Linked DNA regions of Homo sapiens: all the other regions are linked to region 2. A link is a loop called in an ENCODE intact Hi-C map of the cell type or tissue named here. Cell type or tissue: MCF 10A. All regions are shown on one strand.

Region 1 (8,000 bases), 99 kb before region 2:
TGCAATGCCCTCCATCTCCTGATGCCCCCACCTCTGCTCCAGTGAGGCCACCCTCCTCTCCCACCTCCCCCACCTCCCGCCCCCGATCTAGGGAGCAGCTGGAGGCCCCCTCTCAAGGAGGGCCTTCCCAGGGACCTACCCCAGGAAGCTCGCGGCCTCTGCCCTGCCACTGTCCCCTGCAAACCTGTTACACTTGCCAGCTGCTAGTACTGGTCTCACCTCCCTGGGCCAATCGCATCCTGGCCTCAGTTCCAGCCCCGCTGGCTCACTTCCAAGTTCCACAGGTGAAAGTGGGTCTGGGTGAACATGGGTGGCCTTATCCACACACACAGCTGGGAGAGGTCCCAAGACACCTTTGAAAGATGCCCATTTAACCGGGCCTTGGCACCCAGCCACCTAGCACGGGCACGCTGAGCCCAGCCTGCCTTTCCCCAGACTCATGACCGGTGACTTCAAGGTCACACAAGCTGGCTGGCGGGCCCCACACATCCTCCTCCAGCTCTCACACACGTGCCCACGGTGCGCCTGCCTGGCTCACGGAGCGCCCAGGTTCACATGCACACACAGCACTTGTTTTTGGGTACACGATACCCGTTCAGCATCCCTCACCCATGCAGGGCTGGGACACACTTGGACAAACTTTCCTGTTGCAGAGAAACCTGGGATTGTTTGTGGGAGACACAGAAGTGCCACCCTTTCCAGGGCCGATGGCACCTGGGTCAAAGCCTGCAAGTTTGCATCCCGGGGAAGCAGGACAAAAAGCCTCAGGGGAGAGCCCGAGATGCCCCCCAACACCCTCCGAGGGCATGAGATGGCCCCACAGCAAGGCCCCACTACTGCCACACCAGGCTCGTCCCAAGTAATTTTCTGTGTTAATCAAGAGCTCCCCATACGGTGGGTGAACCAGACCAGCACACTTGGAGGCTGCCGGGTGCGAGGACACAGGCCACACCCAGGCCAGCCACTGGAACAGAAGCAGAGGCCCTCGTGGGGACCCTGTCTGCTCCCTTCTCACTCACCTCTGTCCTCCTGAGCTGTTACTGTGGCCACTCCTGGGCCACAGCAGACCCCTGAGTTCCCTGTGGCCTGAGCCGTCCCTCCTGCCGGCCAGTGCTGGGCGGTATCTTGGGCCCTCAAACCTTTCCCATGAGCCCTGAGCTACTTCCTGCTGCTGAAGGCACTGCTCCCTAATATGGGCCTGGAGGGCTGGCCAGGACCTTGGGCCAGGCATGTACCCTGGCAGGATGCCAGGGCCTGATCCCATCAGGGCCTAGAGGGTCCCAGGCCCGCCCTGGAGCACAGCTGCTGGGAAGTGGTATTTCCAGGAAAGGCCTGGCAGGGGCTCTGATGCGAAGTGCGCTGGGCAGGGGGTGGGCACTTGCCAGCTCTGGGGCCACCAGGGCCACTGGTCCCTCCCTGTCCTACAACAGCTGTCATCTCCAGGGCCTGTGGGGAGGCAGCTGAGGGCCTGGGACTCCATGGCATGGAGGTGGGAGCAGGGAGCCTGGAGGCCAGAGGCCCGTGAAGACCCCTGCAAACTGGAAGGCCAGGAGCTCCTCTCTGGAGCCCCACTTTCCGGCCTGATGGCCTTGAGGCTGACTCAGGGACACCACTAGCGTGGAGCTGGGGGTTTGAGCTGGGGCACTGGAGTGGGGTGGGGTGTCCAAGCACCTCCTGGCCCCTCTGAACCATAGCACCAAGGCTGGCATCCTCCAGCACCCAGGAAAGACAGAGGCCTGCTCAAGGCCTGGCACCAAGACCTATGGACTCCAGGGCCTGGGTTCTGACCACGCTGTTGCCTGGCACCCTCCTCCCCATGTGAGAGCTGGTGGGGAAACCCGCCCCACAGAGCTCCCCCCACCACCAGGCAGCACGAAGGTTCTTCTTTCTGCAGCTGAAGCCACCTGCCTGGGCCGCAAGCCTTGGCCTCACCTGGAGCTCAGCTCCCCGCTCCCGAGCCCAGCCAAGCCCAGGTCCTGCTCCCTCCCCAAGCCTGACGCCTGACATCCCTCCACTGCCGGCGGCTGCTCTGCCTGCAGTGTGACAGGGAATCTCTGTTGCAACGGAGGCCAGCTCAGTCCAGCGGGGAGGAGGAGCTGTCCCGGGCCGGTGGGCAGGGCCAATTGGGAGAGACAGGTGTCTGGAAGGACCCGGAGGATGAGGCCTGGAGCTAAAGGCTGGACCCTGAGGACACTGTCCTGCCGGCTCGTCTGGAGCAGGTCAGGCCCAGCAGGGTAGGTGATAAACTCCAGCAGAATGGCCAGGGAGGGCAACGCTAGGCTGGGGAGGGAGATGGTAGGGGCCGGCCAGCCCACAAAGATGAGGGCAATCCAGGACCCCCTTGGGGTCATTTTCTCTGTGCCTGACAGGCATCCCCCGGATAGTCCCTCAGAGCACGTCCAGGCTGTGCCCACTTCCCAAGGACATCACCAAGTCACTGTCCACCCTCAGAGCACCTGCTCCTCACACACGCTGTACCCCGGACTCCCCCGGGTGCCAGGTGGGTGCTGTGCCTGCCTCTTGATTCTGGGAACCTCCTCTCCAGCCTGGTCCCTCACCAGAGGCAGCCCTTAAAGACCATCCGCCCTACCTCCTCATTTTACACTCGGGGAAACTGAGTCCCATAGAACAAACAGGCAGCCGCACCAGGCCTCCCGCTCTCAGGTATGCTCTTCCACCCCCTTCTCTGGCCTCAGGACAGCCTGAGACTGGGCAGGATCCAGAAGAAAGGGCTCTGTCCTGGTGGGGAGGGGTTCGCCCAAGGCAGTGACCGGCTCTGCCCAGGGTTCCCTGGAGTCTGGCTCTGGGGACAGGGTGAGGGGCAGACTTGCCTGTTTTCAAGAGCTGAGGGATGGGGGAGAGGATGGGGAACCTGGACCCTGGGGCAACCTCCGCTCAGGACTGTCCCACTCAGCTGCCGGTCCGTGCCTCTGCACTGGTCACTGGGTGGACGGCAGACGCATGGCATCCCAGGACACTGCACAGGGAACAGCTAGCTCCAGGTCACCTGAATGCCATTCTCAACTGGCCCTCTCCTCCCAGGGATAGGCCAGCGGGGAACGAGGAGTGACCAGAACCCAGGACTCCCGCCCTCATCTGACAGCCACTTAGCCCACTTCCCACTGGGGACTCTTCCTTGGAAGGTTGCTCTGGAAACCCCCTACTGTGTGGGGTAACCTCGCCGGGCACCCCACCCTGGCCGAGCACTGCCATGCCACACAAGAAGGATGGAACCTTCCTCCCCAAGCTGGGGTGGGGCAGGGGCTGGGGGAGATGGAAGGCCCTGCACCGCCCCCAGCCTCCCTGCCACTCCCCACACCTGGGAGATGCTCAGGACCCCCATGTAGCCACGGCCGCTCCCCCCAGCTTCTTACCAGGTCGAGGACAGATGGGGACGGACGCTGCTGCCTCGGCACCTGCTGATTAGTGCGGCCCACCCTGAGGGGCGCCCCTGTTCCCCAAGGTGGTTGGGAGGGCACTCGCGGGTCCTGGGGAAGTTGGATGGCCCTGGGAATGGCGGGTCCTGGAGGGTGCGGGAGCCTGAGGGGGAACTTGGGGGTCTTAGGTTAGACCGGGGCCTCCCCGCGTGGGGAGGGCGCAGCAGACTGTACCTGGGGGCGCATTGGCCGTCGTCAAACTCGAAGGTCCGGTTGGTGTAGCCCCCGCCGCGCGCCTCCCGGCAGACGCCCCCCGGGGTCCGCGCCCCGTCAGGGAGTGGCATGCGGCCTGGCAGCTCGGACCCGACCCGAGGGAGAAGCGAGTGGGAGCCGCCACCTTCTTCCCTCGCGTTGCCCTGAAAAACATTTTTTTTTTCCTCGCAGATTAGCGAGGAAAAGACGCCAGTTCCAGGGTCGGGTGCAGGCGTCTGTCCGCGCGCGCCCCCTGCCGGCCGCGCCGGGACCCGCGGCGGCTCTGGCCCAGGCTGGGACGGGGGTGCGGGGTAGGGAGGGCGATCCGCTCCCGCCGCGGCCCTCTGAGCCCTCAAAACTCCGAAAAACAGGACGGGGTTCGTCAATGGCTAGAAAAGCCCAAGCGCGCCGCCACCGGGCCCTACACCCCTGGGAGGGCTCCGTGGTGGGCGGGGGCTCAGGGGGCTCTGGGTCCTTGGCGGGCAGCAGGGCACATGCGCTGCTCGGACCGCCAGCGTCCAGCCGCTGCGCCCAGGGACCGTCAGCACCTCCCGCTTGTGCTGCTCTGCCGTGGTCAACACTGGTCATTGAACACAAGCCAGATTCAAGACGACTCCCCGCCCCCCCGCCCCCACACCCCCCGCAGGCTGCGGCATCTGTGGGTGGGCGCCACATCCTGGGCTTGGCCTGGGGGAGGGGGATGACTGCACCCCGCCCTGTGCTCTCACCCAGACGGGCACACACAGCACCTTTAGACGGGTGGGGAGGGGCCCCAACTTAAGATGCTGCAGGCCAAAGACTAGGAAGCAGAGGGTCCCCCTGCGGGCCCCCTTTCCCGTGCACGTGCTCACACTGTTACACATGCGTCACCCTGGCTCAGCCTCACACAGAGCTCTGGAGAACTGCGATTTCTGTCCCCAGAGCTTTGTTGGTTTGCAGGGTGGACCAGGCCCCTCACTAAGCCAGGACTGTGCCCACGAGGGCCAGGGGGAGGGCCAGGTCCATTTGGAGGGCGCATGCCATGTACTTTGTGGTCCCTGGCCTCCCCAGTGTCTCTCCAGAGGGTCCTTCCCTGTTTCTCCAGGAGGCAGCAGGCTGAACACAGATGCTTTTGAGGGGTGGGTGGGGAACACTCGGGGAAGTCTAGGATGCTAAGTCCCCAGCAGAGGTTCAGCCTGTGCCCCCGCCACACAGCTCGTGGGCATCTTGGGGGTTTTTCCTCAGGTCCCTAGATTGGCCGGTGCTGCTGCCGGGGTCCCACCACCCCTGGGCGGGTGCCGCCGGGGCAAGATGGTGGCCTTTCTGCCAACGCCCTCCTGCCTGGGGAACTCAGAAAAAACTGAGAGGCCGCACCATCTGCATCTGTGATTAATTAGCAGTAATTACACGTGTTGTCAACGGCAGGAGAGTCACAGGTTTGATGACATTCCGAGGGCTTTAGGGAAACAAAAACTTGGCCCCACTCTGCCACTGAGGAGCCCCAGATCGCCAGCCCGTCCATCCCTCCCTGGCCAGGGGCAGGGCCGGGAGAGGGGCCCAGGTCCCCGAGAGCTTTTGCCCTCCTCTCCAACCCCGTCCTCCTCCATGTCTGACCTGCAGCCAAGGCTGGGCGGAGCAGGGATGGAGACACCACCTTATATTACATAACCTCCCTCTGCTCCAAACACCCTTCACCCATCTTTGGCCCAAAGTCCAGGATGCCAGCCCGAGGCCCAGAGCCGCGCCTTCTCCACAGGAGACTGGGGCACCCCGGACAGACGTCCCCGTGTGGTGGCACCTGCCCGGGCTCCTTCTTGCCTCCCCTCTCGGGAGGAGAGCCCCTGCCACCCACCCCACCTCCTCCCGCTACGACCTCAGCACGAGCCAGGCCAGGGATGTCCTCCCAACAGTCCAGCCTCACCCCCCACCCTCGTCCCCTCTGCTTCCCTGAGGGCCCCCCGCAACCTCCGTGAAAGAGGAAGGGTCTCCACCTCCCCCTTCCCTCCGTCATCCCCCCAAAAGTATGTACTGGGGGACTCAAGCCCAGCGCAGGGCGGCTCCTGGAGTTCAGCGGGGAGGTGAGCAAACACCTGGCGCCGGAGCTTTCTGAATTTGGATGGGCAGGACCCCCGCGATCCCGCAGAAACCTGTTGAGAGTGTGAGGTGAGGGGTCGAGCTGGGGCCCCAGGGCATAAAGCGGGGATGGTGCTTGGGCAGGGCCAGGTGAAGGGACAGACGGTTCCGAGGGTGCCCGGCAGAGCTCAGCGGGAGGAAGAGCACGGACGATGGTGGCCTGGGGTGGGGACAAGATGCCCCTGGTTCTGGGCGACCCAGAAGTGTGGATGGTGACCCTACCCTGAGGCGCAGCGTCTGCAAGCGTACTAGATTTGGGGGAAAATGGAGGCGTGGGCGACTGGGGAGCAGGCGGGTACCCTTCCCCCTCCCTGTGTCCCTGGGTCCCCCAGGCCTGGGCTAAACAACTCAGCCCAGCCCGCCCACTCCCACCAGGGGCTGGGCTCCTAAGGGCAGAGCCCGCATCTCCAAAGTGCCCAAGGGCACCGAGACCACCGCATAAGTGGGAACCGAGGCGACCCCCGGGAAGGTAAGGGTAGAGGCAGGGCCACCTGGGCTGGGGCCCCTTCCCCTGGCGTCCTGCGGGGGCATAGAGTGGGTGGACCCCCCGAGTCCCTTTCCAGCACCTTCTTTGCAGGAACGCGGGTCACGTGGGCCCCGGGCTGGCTGCGTGGGGAGGGCTAGAGCGCATGCGCTATGGGGGCGGATTGCAAGTGGGGGTGGGGTGGGCTAGGTGGAAAGCACGTGGCAGGTGGGCAGAGCACACGTGAGGGGGCGGGGCTGCCTGCGGAAGGGGCCGTGCGCGTGGGGTCGCTCCGCAGCTGCGAGTTCATGGCGTCCCGGTGCTCCGAGCCCTACCCGGAGGTCTCCAGAATCCCTACCGTCAGGGGATGCAAGTGAGGAATTGGGCTGGCGGCCAAGGGGTTGGGGGCCCAAGGCCTGTACCCAGGGGTTCTTCCGCAAGTTGCTGGGCTCCACCCATCCTGGGCCTCCTGGGGCGGAGCCCTGGACCCTGGGAGAGGGGAAGGGGTGCAGAGAGGGCCGGGCCGTGTCCCTACGTGACCCAGTCTTGGCTTCCACCCGCACCCCAAAGACGCCCATTCTGGCATCTGGGACTCCTGGTGGCCTTTTCTGGGGTTCTCAGGGCCCGGTGCTCTTGGCTTTCTCGGCAGCGGCTCCCTGTCTGGTGCCCTCTCCTGCTGCGAGGACTCGGCCCGGGGCTCGGGCCCGCCCAAGGCCCCTACGGTGGCCGAGGGTCCCAGCTCCTGCCTTCGGCGGAACGTGATCAGCGAGAGGGAGCGCAGGTGAGTGGTGGTGCCTCCCAGGGGTGAGGGCGCTGTAAAGGGGTGGAGCGGGTGAGATTATGTTCGGGGCTGCCACCAGGTGTCAGGCAGCTGGGAGGGGCTCGTGGCCTGTGCCCAGGAGAAGGACAGACTGCACATCTCCAAGTAAACCAGAAAAGCCCTGTTGGGGAACATCCTGCAGCCCCTCTTTATCCTGAAGCCTTGGCCTCTTGAGGCTGTGCACCTGTGACCCTCTGTGCTTCTGACTGCCTCTGACCCTCGCTGTCTTTTCCACACCGCAAAGCAGCCATGGTTTGGGCCTGGGCTGGACAGCCTGTCGCCGAGGTCCAGGGGTCAGGCCCAGGCTGTGCTCTGATGTGGATCTCGGGGCTTCAGACCACGGGGGCAGCTCTGAGTCATCTTGTAGCCCCCTCTGCCTGACAAGCGCCCAGGGTCTATCTGGCAGGTTCTAGCAGTTGCTGTCCCTTCTCGGGGAGGGCAGGAGGGCCCAGAGGTATTTGTTTCTTGACCGGAACCAGGAAGCGGATGTCGTTGAGCTGTGAGCGTCTGCGGGCCCTGCTGCCCCAGTTCGATGGCCGGCGGGAGGACATGGCCTCGGTCCTGGAGATGTCTGTGCAGTTCCTGCGGCTTGCCAGCGCCCTGGGGCCCAGTCAGGAGCAGCACGCTGTGAGTTGTAAGGGTAGACGCCGTCAGTCCTCCGGCATCACGGTGATGGGACATCTCACCACCTTGCAGGCAGTGTGTCCCCTGTCATCCCCGTCTCCTTCAGCCCTCTGGGTCTCCACGGCTAGAGCAGGCCACGTTTTCGGCAGGGCACTTCCTGATTTGTTCAAGCCTTACCTGTTGTTATTCTGTTCCTGGAAAGGAGCAAGCCTTCCTTTCCAGCCCTCCTGTGCCCCTGAGTCCTGTTCATTGATGGGTTGCCGAGATGCTCCGTGCCAATTTGGGGGAGAGTTGGGGTCTCCTGATCCTCCCTGGCTGAGCACCCCCTAGATCATTTCTCTGCACGTCTCCA
Region 2 (8,000 bases):
AAGGGCTGAGTGTGAAATCAGACTTTACCCATCAGATCCCAGACACTGAAGCAAGGGGGCTTTCGGAGTAGAGAAAAGGCGGGAAGGAGGAGAGCGACTGCGTTCATCTGAAGGATAAATGGGAGGAAAGGCCCAGAAACCTGGTGATGCAGGCGGACAGCAGAGTGGCAGGTGGCAGCTCTGTAGACATCAGCTCACCTGGCACACACCGCGTGCACCTCCAGGATGGGGAGAGATGGCCACGCGTGAGGTCCATAGAGGCTTCTGGAACTTGCAGCGCAGCTGGGGCCCCACACAGAGCTACCCAGGTGGGGGTGGGGCTGTGACAGCTGTCCGCCTTTCTGAGTGGGGCGAGGTGACAGGAGTAGTCAGAAACAGTGTTCCAGAGGTGGGAACAGCATGTGTGAGGGACCCAGCGGAGCCAGCGACAGCCCAGCCCCCTACTCGAGCGAGCCCCGCCGGGGTGGGTCCCAGAGGCCCAGGGCTCTGGGGGCTCAGTGAAGGTGGGTGGTGCTCCATGAAGTCACCAAGTGGCTAGGCCAGGCCCCGTGAGCTCCTGGCCCATGGGCAGAAGCCAGGCTCACCTGCGTGGTGGGAGTAGTTGCTGGATACAGCTGGGTTTGCATTTCACAGGCCCCTGTCGGCGTGGTAAGGGGCCTTCTGCAGGCCAGGGTCCCAGTGGAGGAGGAGAAGACCGGACCCGTGCCTGCCTGTGGGGTGGCAGCCGCAGCCAGTCCCTGAAGCCCCACTGCTCTGCTGTGGGCTATTCCTGCCCCACCCCATCTGCACACCTTCCTGGCCAGCTGGGAGCCGTTCCACGGGGACCCTGTGAGGCTGCCACCTCCAGCCTCAGAACGGTGACCCCCTTGTGGCCTGGAGAGAACACATGTTCACTGAAAACAACTAGCAGGCTGGGCGCGGTGGCTCACACCTGTAATCCCAGCACTTTGGGAGGTTGAGGCAGGCCGATCACTTGACGTCAGGAGTTCGAGACCAGCCTGGCCAACATGGTGAAACCCCGTCTCTACTAAAAATACAAAAATTAGCCAGGTGTGGTGGGCGACTGTAATCCCAGCTACACCTGTAATCCCAGCTACTCAGGAGGCTGAGGCAGAAGAATAGCTTGAACCTGGGAGGCAGAGGCTGCAGTGAGCCGAGATCGTGCCACTGCACTTCAGCCTGGGCGACAGAGCGAGACTCCATCCCCCCAGAAAAAAAATTACATAGTGATGGGGTCTCCCTGTTTTGCCCAGGCTAGTCTTTGACCCCTTGGCTGAAGCGATCCTCCCGCTTCAGCTTCCCAAATAGCCAGGATGTCAGGTGTGAGCCCCCATGCCCAGCCTATGCCATCAGGTCCTGCCTCTTCCACCCAGGGAATCCCACGGGGACAGGGGGAGGGCAGAGGGGAAACAGGCTCTGAGCAGAGGGAGCCAGGTCCACTCATCAAGGAGCGGCAGGCCCAACAGTTGCCAATCACCCTCCCCTGCCACACTGATGTCCCAGCCAACACGGCCACCGGCGACCCTGAGACACGAGAGCTGATCAGGAGCCACTGGCCTGCATCCCAGGTGTGAAGGATAGGAGCCAGCATGGCCCAGGCAGTGTTGGGGACACCCATGGCCCCCTGGGGACCCCACTATCACTCACCAAGGCCAGGCTGGTGGGTCAGAGATGGAGGTCACCTGGGAGACAGTCAGGGCCCAAGCCTGGCCACATGGGCAGAAAGCCCGAGAAGCGTCGGGTGTCAGGTGCCCCAGATTCTGCAGATTCTCCCTTTGGACGTTTCCACCCAAACATGCCGCGTGGAAGCTGCCTCCATCCAGGCAGCGGGCCTTGGCGGTGCTCCAGGAACCTGCTCTTCCATAGCAAACAGGCCTGAAAACCCAGGCCAGAACTCCTTTTTGAAAACAAGTGGGAAAAAATAAACAAACTGAAAAGAATTCTGCTGAGACAGCGAGCAAAGCACTGGGACGTGCCGGCCACCCCCGAAAGGCACGGGAAGGGAGCCGGGACCCCAGTGTGCAGGTCACCCCGGAAGGAACCAGAAGGGAGGCGGGACCTGGGACCGACAGGATTCTCCTTCAAGACCTCCTGCCTTGCAGGTGTGCTTGGCAGTTCTCTCCCTCCCCTCTCCCTCCCTCCCTGCTTCCCTCCTTTCCTCCTTCCTCATTAGCAAGTCAGCAACACTCTGGAGGCTGAGACCCACCTGGCCGCTGTATGCTCTGGGCCTGCTGGGGGCTGAGGCTGAGGTGCCCTATGTCCGCCATCCCTCTTGCCCCGAACGCCCCCTTGGCCTGCTGGTTGTCATGGTCATGACGCCCACCTGTGTCCAAGGGTGAAGCTGCTTTCTTCAATGCACCATCACGGACATGGGGAGGCCAGTGCTGTGGCAGCGTTTCCAAATTAGCTTGACCCACAGGCACAGGGCACCCCCGGGAACCCCTACCAAACGCCCCCACCTCATGAGGAGTGTGTCCCCCATGCACGGCCAGGGGTGCGCTTTGGGATCTCAGAGGTATCCCCACGGAGGCACCCCAGGCCCTTGCGGGGTCTGAGCGTGCTGTGGTGGACAGGTGCAGCGGGCGGGAGGCAACCGTGTGAGTCTCAGCTTCTCGGCCTCTGAGCCGGGCTCGCCGTGCACAGCTCACACGGTGATGGTCTCTGTGCCTTGGTGGGCGGGTCAATGGACCCAGCGAACATCCGGCTCAACGGTGACAGCAAAGCCTACCTCGGAAGAATCCGGTTTAGGAAGAATCTGCGACTCTTAGGCTGCAGAGTGAGGGTGGGTGGCTCAGGCACAGCAGGTGTCTCAGAACGAGGGTTAGGGCCACAGAAAGACTCCCTGGTAGAAGTCCACCTGGTCCACTCGGTGGGGCTTCCGAGTCTTGCCCGACAGTTGCTGTCCTCCAGGGCTGTCATAAACGCAGATGAAAGCAGGATGGCTGGACTTCTTGGGTCACATTTTCCACCAATATTTCTGTAAAATTTGGCCCGATTTTTCCCAGGGCCCTTCCACGCACTCAGAGGACTCGGGCGCCACCAAGTGGCCATCGTGGGGACGTCAACGGCCGGGGTCGCACATCCTCCGGTGAGGCGAATTTTGTATGAGTTAAATCCTTCGGGATTCAAGGTGACAAACTCCTCGGGGGCTGCCTGTGGGCTCGGCATCCATTCTGTCCACGCTCCAGCCCCGGGAGCTCCAGCTGCCTGCAATGTTGGACTTGCTTCTAATTTGTCACTGCATTCCCTGCTCTTCTATAGGGATCAGCACCAGGGTTAGAAAACCTCTGAAGGCCGAGGCAAGTGGATCACCTGAGCTCAGGAGTTCGAGACCAGCCTGGCCAACATGGTGAAACCCCATCTCTACTAAAAGTATGAAAACTAGCTGGGCGTGGTGGCACACACGTATAGTCCCAACTACTCGGGAGGCTGAGACAGGAGAGTTGCTTGAACCTGGGAGGCAGAGGTTGCACTGAGCTGAGATCCTGCCTCCAACCTGGGTGACGAGAGTGAAACTCGGTCTCAAAAAAAAAAAAAAATTAAAATAAAGAAAGAAAGAAAGAAAGAAAGAAAGAACCCCCCTGGACTTGTGCAGCGGAATTAAGTTGCGAAAACCCTGGAGGCAGATCTGCCATCCGTGGAGGGGGTAACTCGGAACCCATCAGCAGGGTGCATGCTGACCTGTGAGATTTGGGATGCCACATGGCCCCCGAGCCTGGGAAAGAGGCAGCCCCAGGGGGAGGGTGTCCAGAGGCTGCGGAATCTATGGCTAATCATCTATGCAGTTGTTTAGGGATAGGGGTCGATGGGGGAGAAAACCATGCTGAGGCCTAGCGGAGCCGGGGTCACGTCAGGCTGGAGTGGGGCGGCTGTCCCAGGTCACGGGGGTCCCTGTCAGGGGAGGGGGAGCACAGTGGTTAGGGGAGCAGCTGTGACAGTTACGTGAGATGGGACAATCAGCATTTCCAGGGTGCTGCGGCGGCTGCCAGAGCAGGACTGGGTGATGATTTGGGGAAACAAGGCTCTTCCCTTATGAGGGACCCATGGAGTCAGCGGCAGGGTGGGGACACTGTTGGGAGTGGCCATGTCCACTGCTGTCCTGAACACATCCTGAAAGACCAGCGCGACCTGGGGAAGGCACCCACGCCTGCGCCCCACGCTGCCCCACGAGGGTAATGACACAACACAGGACTCAAAGGCCACCCCATAGATTACAAAGCAGCGTCCTTCCTGTTCGCCCTCTGGTGGGCGGGTGTTGCATTGCAGTTTTAATTTACGTTTTTCCTGATGAATAACCATGTTAATTAAACATTTTAATGTTTTTTTTTTTTGTTTGTTTGAGACAGAGTCTCGCTCTTGTCACCCAGGCTGGAGTGCAATGGCACGATCTCGGCTCACCGCAACCTTCACCTCCTGAGTTCAAGCGATTCTCCTGCCTCAGCCTCCCGAGTAGCTGGAATTACAGGTGCCCGCCACCACGCCCAGGTTTTTTTGTTTGTTTGTTTGTTTTTTTGTATTTTTTTTAGTAGAGACAGGGTTTCGCCGTGTTGGCCAGGCTGGTCTCGAACTCCTGAGCTCAGTTGATCCACTCACCTTGGCCTCCCAAAGTGTTGGGATTACAGGCATGAGCCACCGTGCTGGGCCAGCATTTTCATATTCTTTTGTGTGCGTGTATGTGTGTGTAGGCATGGGGTCTTGCTATGTTGCCCAGGCTGGTCTCAAATTCCTGGGCTCAAGCAATCCTCCAGCTTCGGCCTCCCAAAGCACTGGGATTACAAGCGTGAGCCACCTGCCCAGCCCATTTTTTCTTTTTGCCGTTTAGGCTAAGGTTCTGTTCGAGATGCTTGTCAGTTTTCAGTGGCGTTGCCTTTCCTTTCCATTCTGGATGGAAATCCTCTCTTGGACAAATCCTCTCGGTGAACAACTGCTCTGTGGGTTGCCTTTTCGCCCTGTTAATTGGGTCTTAATCACTACATAATCCAATTTACCTAAACTTTTCTTTCATGGTGGGCTGTTTTGGAGCCTGGTTTAAGAAATCTTTGCAGACCCCCAGGCCACAAAGATGTTCTGTGTTTTCCTCTGAAGCCTTACTGCCTGGTGCGTCTGGAATTGATTTTTGCATATGGTGTGTGTGGGGGTTTCAAAACGCATCTTCCAAGGCCGGGTGCGGTGGCTCACACCTGTAATCCCAGCACTTTGGGAGGCCAAGGCAGGCGGATCATTTGAGGTCAGGAGTTCGAGACCAGCCTGGTAGACACGGTGAAACCCTGTCTCCACTAAAAATACAAAAAAATTAGCTGGGTGTGGTGGCGCATGCCTGTAATCCCAGCTACTCAGGAGGCCCAGGCAGGAGAGTTGCTTGAACTCGGGAGATGGAGGTTGCAGTGAGCTGAGAGTGTACCACTGCACACTCCAGTCTGAGCAACAGAACAAGATTCTGTCTCAAAAAAACAAAAACAACAAAAAACTGCATCTTCTTCACGCTTCCCTAAGTGATGCCACACCATTAACAGAGAATTTCTTAGCCCCCCACCCCACCCCCCAGCTCTGCCTTCGTCATTGATCTGGAGCTGTGTGGAGTCTGTTTGTGAGCCTCTTTTCTGTTCCATTGATCAAGTTGCCAATCCTTGTGTGACATCACACTGTCTGCATTACTGTAGCTTTATAATATGCCTTCATTTTTATTTCTTTATCTTTTAAATTTTCTTTTGAGAGGGAGTCTCGCTCTGTCACCCAGACTGGAGTGCAGTGGTACGATCTCAACTCACTGCAGCCTCCGCCTCCTGGGTTCAAGCAATTCTCCTGCCTCAGCCTCCCAAGTAGCTGGGACTACAGGCATATACCACCACTCCCAGCTAATTTTTGTATTATTGTGGAGACAGGGCTTCACCATGTTGGCCAGGCTGGTCTCGAACTCCCGACCTCAGTCGATCTGCCTGCCTCAGCCTCCCAAAGTGCTGGGATTACAGATGTGAGCCACCGCACCTGGCTCATTTTTATTTATTTTGAATGTTGTCCTTACTATTCTTGCTCCTTTGCAATCACAATTGAATTTTTTAAATGAGCTTCTCCATTTCTACACACAAAAAAACCACTGCGTTCAATGCAATCAGGATTGCATTGAATTTACAGATTAATTTGGAGAGAATTGATGTATTGGCAACATTGAACCTTCCAATCCATGGATATGGTATATTTCTCCATTCAGAGCTTCTTTAATTTCTCCTAATAGTGTTGCCTATTTTTTCAGTTTAGAAGTCTTGCATCTCTTTCTTTGCCCTTTAAAAAGTCAGATTTAGTGAGGATGCTAGTAAAATTCTCCCTTTTTAGTGTACAGCTCTACGAGTTTTGACAAATGCACACATAGTCATGGAACCACACTATAATCATGATACAGAACAGCTCCATCCCCCTCCAAATTTCTCTCATGCCCCTTTGCGGTCAACCCTGCTAAACCACGCCCTGAACACTGCTAATGTGACCTTTTGTGTATGAATTTCATTCACTCTGCATGATGCTTTTGAGAATATCCTTCCTGTTGCCTGCAGCAGTTTTTTCCTGGTGACTCTTTCCATTCACTAGTTCATGGACATTTGGATTGCTTCCAGTTGGGGGCAATTATCAATTAAGCTGCCTGCTACAAGTGTTCATGTACAAGTCTTTGAGTGAACATACGTCTTCATTTGATTTGGCAAAATACGTAGGAGTGGGACTGCTGAGTAGGGTGGCAAGTATGTGAATTGGAAATGAAAAACACTGCTGATCTCTTTCCAAAGCAGTAGTATGATGTAGTTTAGATGTTTGTCCTCTCCAAACCTCATGCTGAAGTGCAGTACCCAGTGTTGGAAGTGGGGCCTGGTAGGAGGTGTTTGGGTCATGGCTTGGTGCCCTCCTTGCAGTAATGAGTGAATTCTCACTCTGAGCTCATGTGAGATGAGATGTTTTCTCTCAGTCTGAAGCTTATCTTTTCATTCTCTTAATGGAGTTGTTTGCAGAGCAAAAGTTTTTGATTTTGATGAAGCTTATATATCAATTTTTAATTTTATGGGTCATGCTCATGGTGTCAAGTAAGAACTCTTTGCTAAACCCTAGATTATGAAGATTTCTTCCTATTTTTTAAAAAAGTTTTATAGTCTCATGTTTTATATTTTAGCCTGAGATCCATATTTTGCACTAATATTTTTATAAGGTATGAGACTTAGATTGAAGTTCTTTTTCTATATTCGTTCTTTCTTCCTTATGAACTTCCCTTCCCTTCCTCTTCCTTTCCTTTTCTTTTTTGCTTAAGGATGTATGATGGCACAATTTGTTCCTTAATTGTACTGCTTTTTCACCTTTGTCAAAAATTGGCTGGGCATATTTGTGTCAGTCTATTCCTGGATTACCTACTCTGTTCCTTTGACCTATGTGTCTTGTGCTTCTACTATGATGTCTATTTGCAGATGACATGGCTGTTCACATAGAAAATCTCAAGGAATCCACAAAAAACAAACAAACAAAAAAACTCCTAAAACAAATAAATGATTTCACCAAGGTGGCAGGATACAAGATAAAGGCGCAAAAATCAATTGCCTTTTTCTACATACTATCAATGCACAGATGGACACTACTAATACCATACAGTCTTGTAACTACATAATAATGTTTGAAATAACATTCGATAAACTGATTCCTTCCATTTTATTCTTCTTTTACTAAAATAGTTTAGCTTTTCTAGTTCCTTTGCTTTTTCCCCATAAATCTTAGAATAATCTTACCTGTGTCTACCAAAAAGATTGCTGGAATTCAGATGACAATTGCATTAAGCTTATTTATCAATTTGGGGAGAATTTACATCTTTACTATGTTAAGTCTTCTAGTCCATGAACACAATAAGTCTCTCCGTTTATTTAGAGCTTTCTTGATTTCTTTCATCAGCATTATTTTCAGCATACAGATCGTGTACATTTCATACAGTTTACACCTAAGCATTCCACTTTTTTCTGAGTGATCATAACTGG
Region 3 (8,000 bases), 190 kb before region 2:
CTTTTGTAGCGTATCAATTATACTTCCATATATAGAAAAAAATAATAAAAAGAAAAATAAGTATATATATATTTTAGTGGTTGCCCTAGAGTTTGCAGCTCATCCAGATCCACCTGTAAGTTACACTGTACTGCTTCTCAGGTCACATGGTAACTTGTAACTGATGGCCCCCGCTTCCTCCCACCTGTCCCTTTTAACGTTGCTCTTACATTTCACTCACACATAAGCGATAATCACCCAATACACTGTTGGTATTCTGATTTTGAGCAAACAGTTTTATTTTCTTTTTCTTTTTTGTTTGTTTGTTTTGTTTGAGACAGGGTCTCTCTCTGCCACCCAGGCTGGAGTGCAGTGGTGCCATCTCAGCTCACGGCAGCCTCAACCTCCCCAGCTCAGGTGATCCTCCTTCCTCAGCCTCTTGGGTACCTGGGACTGTATGCACATGCCACCACGTCTAGCTATTTTTTTTTTTGTACTTTTTGATACAGTCAGGGTTCATCATGTTGCCCACGCTGATCTTAAACTCAACTCCTGGGCTCAAGCAGTCCACCTGCCTTGGCCTCCCAAAGTGCTGGGATTACAGGTGTGAGACACTGCGCCCTGCCCAGTTTTCTGTTAGATGAATTAGGTATAAGGAAAATAAAAACAAACAAAAAACAGGAATAAGGAAAATAGCAGGTGTCTCACTCATTTTGTATGTTTCAAATAATTCTACCGTAAAACATTAAAAAAAATTCTTTTCGCTTATTCTAGGCAGTGATGACTTCTTAGGGAATTCAGTCCCTCAACCTTTGCTCAGATCCTACTTCACTTGGTGTACTTTGCAGGGGGACCTTTTATGGGTCAGCAGGACACGAGGCTGGGAGAAGTGATGGTGGACGAGGACGGCTGGGAGCAGGGACCCACCTTCCTGATGTCATGACTGTGCAAGCTGGGGCTGTTGGTGAGTGGGCTCGGGACAAGCAGAGAGGCACCCGGGTGCTCCCTAAACCTGGAGATGAAGAACACAGAGGCCAAGGAGAGCACAGAAGTTTCCAGATGCTGCAGGCAGCTTTTCTTGGGCTGGCAGCTGGCATCTCACAGTCACTGACCTGCCTGGTTCCAGCCCCTGGCTCCCAGCTTTGCCCACGGGAGGATTCACAGGCCGCTGGGCGCTGGGTGCCACCTGTGTCCACGGCTGCCCGCATGAGCTCCAGGCGGAGCAGGGGGCCTAGAGCTGGCATCCTCTGCGGTTAGTGAAGGGGCAGGGACTGCCCGCCTCCTCCTCGGATGTCCAGGGCTGGACCCGAAGTGGCCTCATTACTGGAGATTATGAAAAAATGCTGCCACTTGCCACCAGTGTGCAGGAGGGAACGGACCACTGATGTTCTCAGAGGCCCCAAGTGCTCACCCAGCCCCTCTTGGGCAGCAAGCCTTCAGCCCTCTTTGGGGGGCTCCGCTCACCCCTGGAGAGAGGCTCAAAGGCTAAGATGCCTCCCGGCCTCATGGTGGTGGAGTGGCCACAGGGGACTCCGGGAACACCATCCACATCGCAAGTCAATCCCGAATAAGTCATGCGACTCCCCCATGGTGCCTCCTGCAGGCCAGCTCTTCCAGTGTGGGGCTCCAGGGGCTACAGCTTCCCCTGCCACTGCTGGAACTGTGGCCCTCCCATCCCAGCAGCCAGACCGGCTTTTCTCTCCCTTCTCCTCCCTGCAGGTGCTGTGCAGCCCCCCTCGCCTGGGGGCCAGGGTGTGGGGGACATGAGAGGCCACCCAGGTGAGGCAGACTTGGGCCTTCCAGCTGCAGGGCGACTGCGGGGCGGGGTGACTGCGGGGCAGGGCGTGCTCGCTGCTTGGATCCCAGGAACGTGATAGACCCCAGCCCTGCTGGGACAGGCTCTGGCCACCCTAGCCCAACATCAATCCCTGCCGCTCCATCAAGGTCCTGGGACTTACTTTCTGGTCCCCTGAATCCACACAGCCTCTCCCTGACCACCCATGTCTGGCTCTGTCCCCCACAGAGGGCTAGTGGGCACCTTCTGAGCAGGAGGGTTCCAGACAGGCCGGGAGTAAGGGACTAGCTAGTCTGTGTGGCCAGGGCCGGCCCCTCCAGCAGCTGCTGTGTTGTCTGCCCTGACACCGGGGAGGGGCTGCACCTCGGCCTTTTGGTCCTTCCCCTTCAGCCTCTTGGGGTACCCTGAAGTGAACGTGGTGAGGTGCACACACATCCCCACCTGGGGCAGCCCTGACCCCCAGTGTAGGGGATCCCCAGCAGCCACTGGCCTCAGATGAGTTCTGTGCCACTGCGGGCAGAGCCTGGGGTCTCTGTGCCCACCCCAGGGACATGCCTGGCTGCAGGGGTGAGGCTGATGGGCAGCTCACCAGACAGCCCTCCTGGACTCTGGGACCCCCACCACCAGGCAGGTTTCCTGGCTACCAGGATCCAGTCACCAGTAGCCAAATACAATTTGGTTCCCGAGTTTTGGAAGGACTGTCCTGGCCTGGCTGGGGAATGGGGGCTTGCCTATGGGGTTGGGGTGGGGACCCCAGCAGGTGTTTGTAACCCTTAAAGTGGGGTGGCTGGGAGGGGTGAGAGCCTTGGAAACACGAGCAGGGCGACTTGACTTGTAACTTCATGCCTCCAGAATGCATCCATTTAATAGAAGTTTCCAGCGCTGACCGTACAAACCAGTAAGGAACCAGCAGCAAAGGACGCAGGGTGGCGCTCCTGATGTCAGCCGCCGCCCGGGATCTCGCCTTGCTGAGAAGATCCTCTCTCTCCACGTGGCCCAGCCCGGAGGCTGAATTGTGCTTCACAAGTCAGGGGTTTAGAAAATGAGGCTTTGCTTTAAAAGGTAAGTGTAAAATGGTCCATGGAAATGCACCATCTTCCGCCCAATGCCCCCTAGATGCAGTGGCTGGGACAGTTCAGTGTGAAGTAGAGGAAATGGCGTCTTCTGCTTCCTTCAGAAAGGTCCTCGGCGACAGGGCCCTCTGGGGGACCTGGGGACGCACCCCTCTCACATGCCCGGCTTCCCCGGGCCCTTTGCTGCTTCTAACTTCCAGAAGGGGCTTGGGACAGCAAACAGCCCAGGGTCCCCCTCACCCACCCCAGAGTGCAGAACAGCAGCCCTGGCCCCCAGCCCTTGGCTGCAAGGAAGCGAGGCTGCCTGGCCGTGAACGCTCAGGCCGGCTCTGAGTTGGGTGTGGCCCACGCGGGGCTCCTGGGTTCTGGGTTCTGCTCCCCTCCCCATGCACCCCAGCCCCACCCTCCAGCACAGCCTGGGCTCGGCCCTGTAGGGCGTCCAGTCCCTGCGTTGCCCTCCCAGCCAGCCCTGGTCACGAGTTGCGGTACATCTGTGTAAAGAGAAGTGGACTGCATCGACGTGTAAAAATAGGTTAAAAAACTCTCCTCACTAGCCTGCAGGTGCCCAGGGGTGAGCTGGCCCTCCCCCCGCATGAGGGGCTCCTTTCCAGGGTGGAGTCCCAGGAGCCATGGTGAGTAGAGTGTGCCATCCCCAGGGTCACGCTAGTGCCACCGTGTCCTCACACGCTCCTCCACGTCCTTCCTGAGGACCCCGGGCTTGGTGGCCTGAGCTCCGTGCAGGGCTGGCTCAGAGCTGTGTCTCGTCGCGAGTCTCGGGGTTGCAGGACGACAGCTTGTGGCTGCAGCTGCTCTTCCGGCTCTGGGAGCTGCTGGCCACGTGAGCCAGGGGGTCGGAGCGGATGAGATAGCTGCGGGAGGGCACAGAGGACCCTGGAGTGGATGTGGGCCGGGCAGCCCCTGCTCAGCCCTCTGCTGAGCGGCCCCACTGTGGTGCCTGTGGCCTCATCTCCCCAGTGCCCACCTGGTGCTCAGGGGGGGTCTCCACACAGCCCACAGGTGCTACTCACACAATGTCACTGGGCTCCAGCCTCGTGTCGGGCGGAGGGTTGATGAGGACGTAGGAGAGGGTGTTCTGGTGGTCGTTCATCTCGTCTGCAAAGGACACAGCCGGGCAGACGTCACCCCCCCAGCCCTGCCCCTCCCAGCTCTGCAGGGGCCCAGAGGTGTGGGGGCTCCAGGATGAGCTGAGTCTTTCCGGCCTTCCTGACCATTCTGCTCCAGCACCTCATCCTGGTGAGCCCAGCCAGGGCCCATCCCTGACCGACACCTGTCCCATCTCCACACAGGGCAGGGGACAGCCAGGAGGGCAGCTGGGAGCCAGCTCTGACCCGCACCCACCTCTGGTGCTAGGTGGCATCGCAGCAAAGGGGTGGCCCTGAGCAGAGGCACTGAGCACACCTGCACACACCAGCGCACACCTGCCACGTACGTCAGCCTGCAGACACCGGGACGTGTCTGTTCACCTCACATGCATGCATGCCTTCATCTACACCTGCACACACCTGCAGATTCACCTCTGTATTCCACACACATTTGTGTGTCTGCACAGATCTTCATAGCAACCCATGCCTATGGTATCCACAGACCCCTGCACACTCACTCATATACACACCTGCATGCCGTCCTCCACATCCACACACCCCCACCCCCGCCTCCAGAGGCTGCTCAGCCCTGTCCCTCCCTCAGGGCCCTGCAGCTGCCGCTGTCCCCGGGCCTGGACAGGCCATTCCCACTCGCTGTGCTCAGCCCTTTGCTTCAGACTGAAGTCCTGAGTGGCATCAGCCCAGAGCACCCCCACCCCGCAGCTCATCCCTCCGAGAACATGGCCTCTGCCCCTCATGGGAGACAGCCTGGCGTCCGGCTCATGGGGTGGGCGTGGGCATGTGTCCCACAGGGTGAGAACGGTCCTGGAGAGACAGCCCCCCCATCATCTCACAGTCTCCATGGGGCCGGCAGGGTAGCCCTGCCAAGCACAGGGAGGGAGAGGCCACCATCCCAGCAGTGGCCCTGGGTTCACTGGCTGGAAAGGGTCTGTGGCCTCAGTTTATCCATCTGATGGTGTCTACGGGAAGCTCCTGGATTCCTGTTCCAGGACTCCAAGGACAGAGAACAAAGGTGACCCAGGACGGGGGACCCCAGGGAGCCTCCACCCTGGCTGCTGCCATTCCCTCCTCTCTGCCCGTCCTCTCCCCTTGGGGTAGCCCTGCCCTGGTCCCTGAGAAGGGAAAAGTCGGGGAGGCTGCTGGCCAGCCAGGTGGGGGCCATGCTGGTCCCTCTGCAGTGGGGGCTTTGGAGTTCCCACAGTGTGAGCACAGCTGCTGCCAGGGTGGCGGGGGCACAGGCTAGGACTTGGGGGCGACCAGGGCAGCTCCGGCCAGGAGACCAGCTCTGCTTCAGGCCTTTCGCACACGGCGGCAGGTCATTTGGTGCCAGCTCCTGTGTCCACACCTGCGGGATGGGACGGCCTGACACCTGCCCCTCACAGCTGTTTTGCTCTTTTCCCAAAACCCATGGTGGGGTCTTCCCCAGGCCTTTGGAGGAGGCCCAGGGGCCTCATGCTGAGGCTGTGCAGGGAGACACACCCTCCCCACCCTCGTGCCCACACACGCTTCTGGGGTGGCCGCATGGCAGGTGGCACAGGGAGTGGGTGGTGAGGGCAGCTCTAGTAGGTTCTTGGGACCCTGCCCCCCTGCCTGACTGGCTTTGTGACGAGCACCCAGTGGGACACCGAGAACAAGGGGCCACCAGCTCATTTCACTCCGGCAGGCACAGACTGGCCCCCAGGCCCCAGCTTCTCCCGCTGGGGTGCCCGGACCACACGCTTCTGAAGTAAGCAGAGCTCACTGGGCTGAGCCAGGCTGGGCTTTGTGTTTCTTGGGGCTGGGCTAGGGGGCGGGTGGGGATGCCAGGCCCCAGCTGCAGTGCCAGGGCCTGGGTTGTGGTCAGTCACATGGCACTGGTCCTGGCTGCCCAGGATGGTCGCAGAGGACTAGCTTCGCGTGTCCACGGTGCTTGGTGAAGGCTGGCAGCAGGTGTGCCTGAGGGCCTGGGGTGGGGCAGGGGCTGGCTTTGGCTCTTCTGGTGCATGTCCTGGGGCAGGGCCACCTCGCCCCTGGTCCCCAGGGCTACCTGACTCCTCCACCCAGACCCTCCGACCTTTACTCCAGGCCTCAGTGGTAGCTCTGCTCGCCCCCCAACCCGCTTCCTAACCCTGCAGGCCCCAGAGGCTTCCAGACCTCCTGGCTCTTGGCATCCACGGTCACTCCCGCCTGAATCCCCCACGCCAGGCCAGAGCTACCGCCACCCGAGCCTCAGTTTCCTTCTCTATAAACTGGGGATAACTAGTGCCTCCCCCCACGGCAGCTGTGAGGAAGGCGTGAAGAGGGGATTTGTGTGAGTATCGGGGCTGGGGTGCCTCCTCCCGCTGTGTGTGTGGGATGGGGGCTGCACGCTGGAGGGGCCCCAGGATGCTGCCCGCCCTCCCCGCAAAGGGTGTGACTCTTCCTGTTCTGCCTCTTGGCCTAGGCTCCGCTTGAATCTAAACATGGGGGTGCAGCTCCCCAGCCCCAGAACCCCGGCACCGTCACCCTCCCGGGCATGTAGGCCGAGCCCAGGAAATGCCTGCCGCGGGAGTCCTGTGAGCCCTCGCCCCCCAAGCCCGCTGTGGCCATGCCTGCCCTGGAGCTGCAGTGGGAGCCGCAGGAAGCTTTGGCGGGTGAGGGGAGCGGGCGACGCAGGCATCCCACTCATGAAGGCCGCTAGCTGCAGGTCCGAGCACCACAGTGCCCGGCAGAGCGAGGGTCTTCCATGAGCGCCATCGTGGGGAAAAGCACAGAGCCGGGAGAGGCCGACGCTTTACTTCTGTGGCTGCCCCAGGCCTGGCCCTGCCTCCGGGTGCAAGGGCATTGTGGCAAACAGGTCCCTCCCGAGCTAACACCCGTCCTGGCTCAGGAGGCCCTTCAAGCTCCTGGGTTACCCTGTAGGGAGGTGTGGCAGCGGGGGCAGGCTCTGAGCTCCCCTGAGGCTGCCAGGACCCCTGGGAGCACCCTGGCCCGGACTCTGCTGAGCACTGACGGGGCACAGCATGTTCTTGGAGGAAACGGGGTGTGGAGCGGCTCTGCTCGAGCCGAGCAGGAAGAATCCCCTCGTGGAGCCCCAGCTGGGGGACGAAGGTCACCATCCACCTGGCCTGGGCAGCCATAAAGCCTGCCTACTCCTCGTGGCTTGGAGTCCCCACCCCTGCATCCAGCCCAGGCTTCACCGAGCTCCTCCCGGGGCCCTGGCTCGGGACCCTCTGGGTGCTTCCTGAGAGCAGAGGAGCTTAGGGTCCTCAGACTGCTTGTGGGGCCGGCCACAGGGAAGGGCTGGCTGTAGGCCAGGGTGGCCCACCGGTCACATCAGAGCTCATCGTAAACAGCAAAGCAGGAGAAGCAGCACCAGGGTGAGCCCGAGAGCTGGGCAGTCGCCACTCTGCCTGGCGGCCAACAGCACCTTGACTAGCACAAGCCCCAGACCTCAGCCTCAGGCCCGTCCTCAACGCCCAGCCAGGGGACACTCTGTCGGCATGCGAGGCCTTGCCCAACAGGGCCGCCTGGGCTGACACCTGGGACGTGCTCTCACAGCTCCTGTCCACCTGCCTGGCCGGGATGGCGCAGCAAGGCTGCCGGCGGTGAAGGGTTGGCGAGCCCCGTTGTGCGGTGGTCGGCACCCGCCAGGGCAGAATTACCTTGCAAATATCCCAGGTTTACCCGATTCATGACATCACTGGCTGTTAAATTTGCTACGTCCTCTACAGAACACACAGAAAGAGGCACAGACAGAAAGAGAGAGAGAGAGAATATCAGCAAGCGAGGTGCGGGCGGCCGGCACAGTGGGCGGGTGCAGGGGCAGCTGCACGGGAGGCCGGCCACCAGAAGCGAGTCGGTCACCAGAAAGGCAGTTGCTCCTTCCTTGCCAAGCTCTGGGGGCAGGCAGCGGTCGCAGAGGCAGGCACCAGCTCTGGGGGTGGCCAGACCGGGCGGGATCATCCTCTGCCAGCAGTCACAGGGGACCACAAACATGAATGCTGGGCACCCCCCTCAGCCTCGTGAGCCCCACCTGAAAGGGCGTGAAGTCCCTCCCGGGACAGGGAC

What was found. A loop is a pair of places that touch in the nucleus more often than their neighbours do. Peaks named below come from ENCODE experiments on the same cell type or tissue, not always from the same donor. Only the 100,000 strongest peaks of a DNase experiment are listed, where the experiment ranks them.
Region 1: it touches region 2 in a loop (2.3-fold over the local background); 8 of 110 quality-filtered maps call a loop at or near these places.
Region 3: it touches region 2 in a loop (8-fold over the local background); 5 of 110 quality-filtered maps call a loop at or near these places.

What each region holds. Positions count from the first base shown.
Region 1 is chr9:135,697,980-135,705,979 of GRCh38, reverse strand. SOHLH1 (spermatogenesis and oogenesis specific basic helix-loop-helix 1) reads left to right here and starts at 6,499. Exons shown (of 8, transcript NM_001101677.2): 1 at 6,499-6,577; 2 at 6,854-6,985; 3 at 7,504-7,651. The coding sequence starts at 6,513. It overlaps KCNT1 (potassium sodium-activated channel subfamily T member 1), which reads right to left and starts at 3,795. Exons shown (of 31, transcript NM_020822.3): 1 at 3,612-3,795. The coding sequence starts at 3,721. RefSeq lists a silencer at 3,867-3,996. In MCF 10A, a CTCF peak has its summit at 3,884 (motif pointing left); no DNase peak of the experiment used is centred here.
Region 2 is chr9:135,599,112-135,607,111 of GRCh38, reverse strand. No RefSeq gene overlaps it. Among named protein-coding and RNA genes, the nearest start is that of LINC01502, 28 kb to the right of the region's middle. In MCF 10A, CTCF peaks have their summits at 3,046 (motif pointing left) and 4,222 (motif pointing left); a DNase peak (open chromatin) is centred at 3,041.
Region 3 is chr9:135,787,757-135,795,756 of GRCh38, reverse strand. KCNT1 (potassium sodium-activated channel subfamily T member 1) reads right to left here. Exons shown (of 31, transcript NM_020822.3): 30 at 3,876-3,960; 31 at 255-3,716. The coding sequence ends at 3,596. LOC107987140 (a long non-coding RNA gene) reads left to right here and starts at 3,716. Exons shown (of 3, transcript XR_007061851.1): 1 at 3,716-5,697; 2 at 6,086-6,261; 3 at 6,394-7,828. In MCF 10A, no CTCF peak of the experiment used is centred here; no DNase peak of the experiment used is centred here.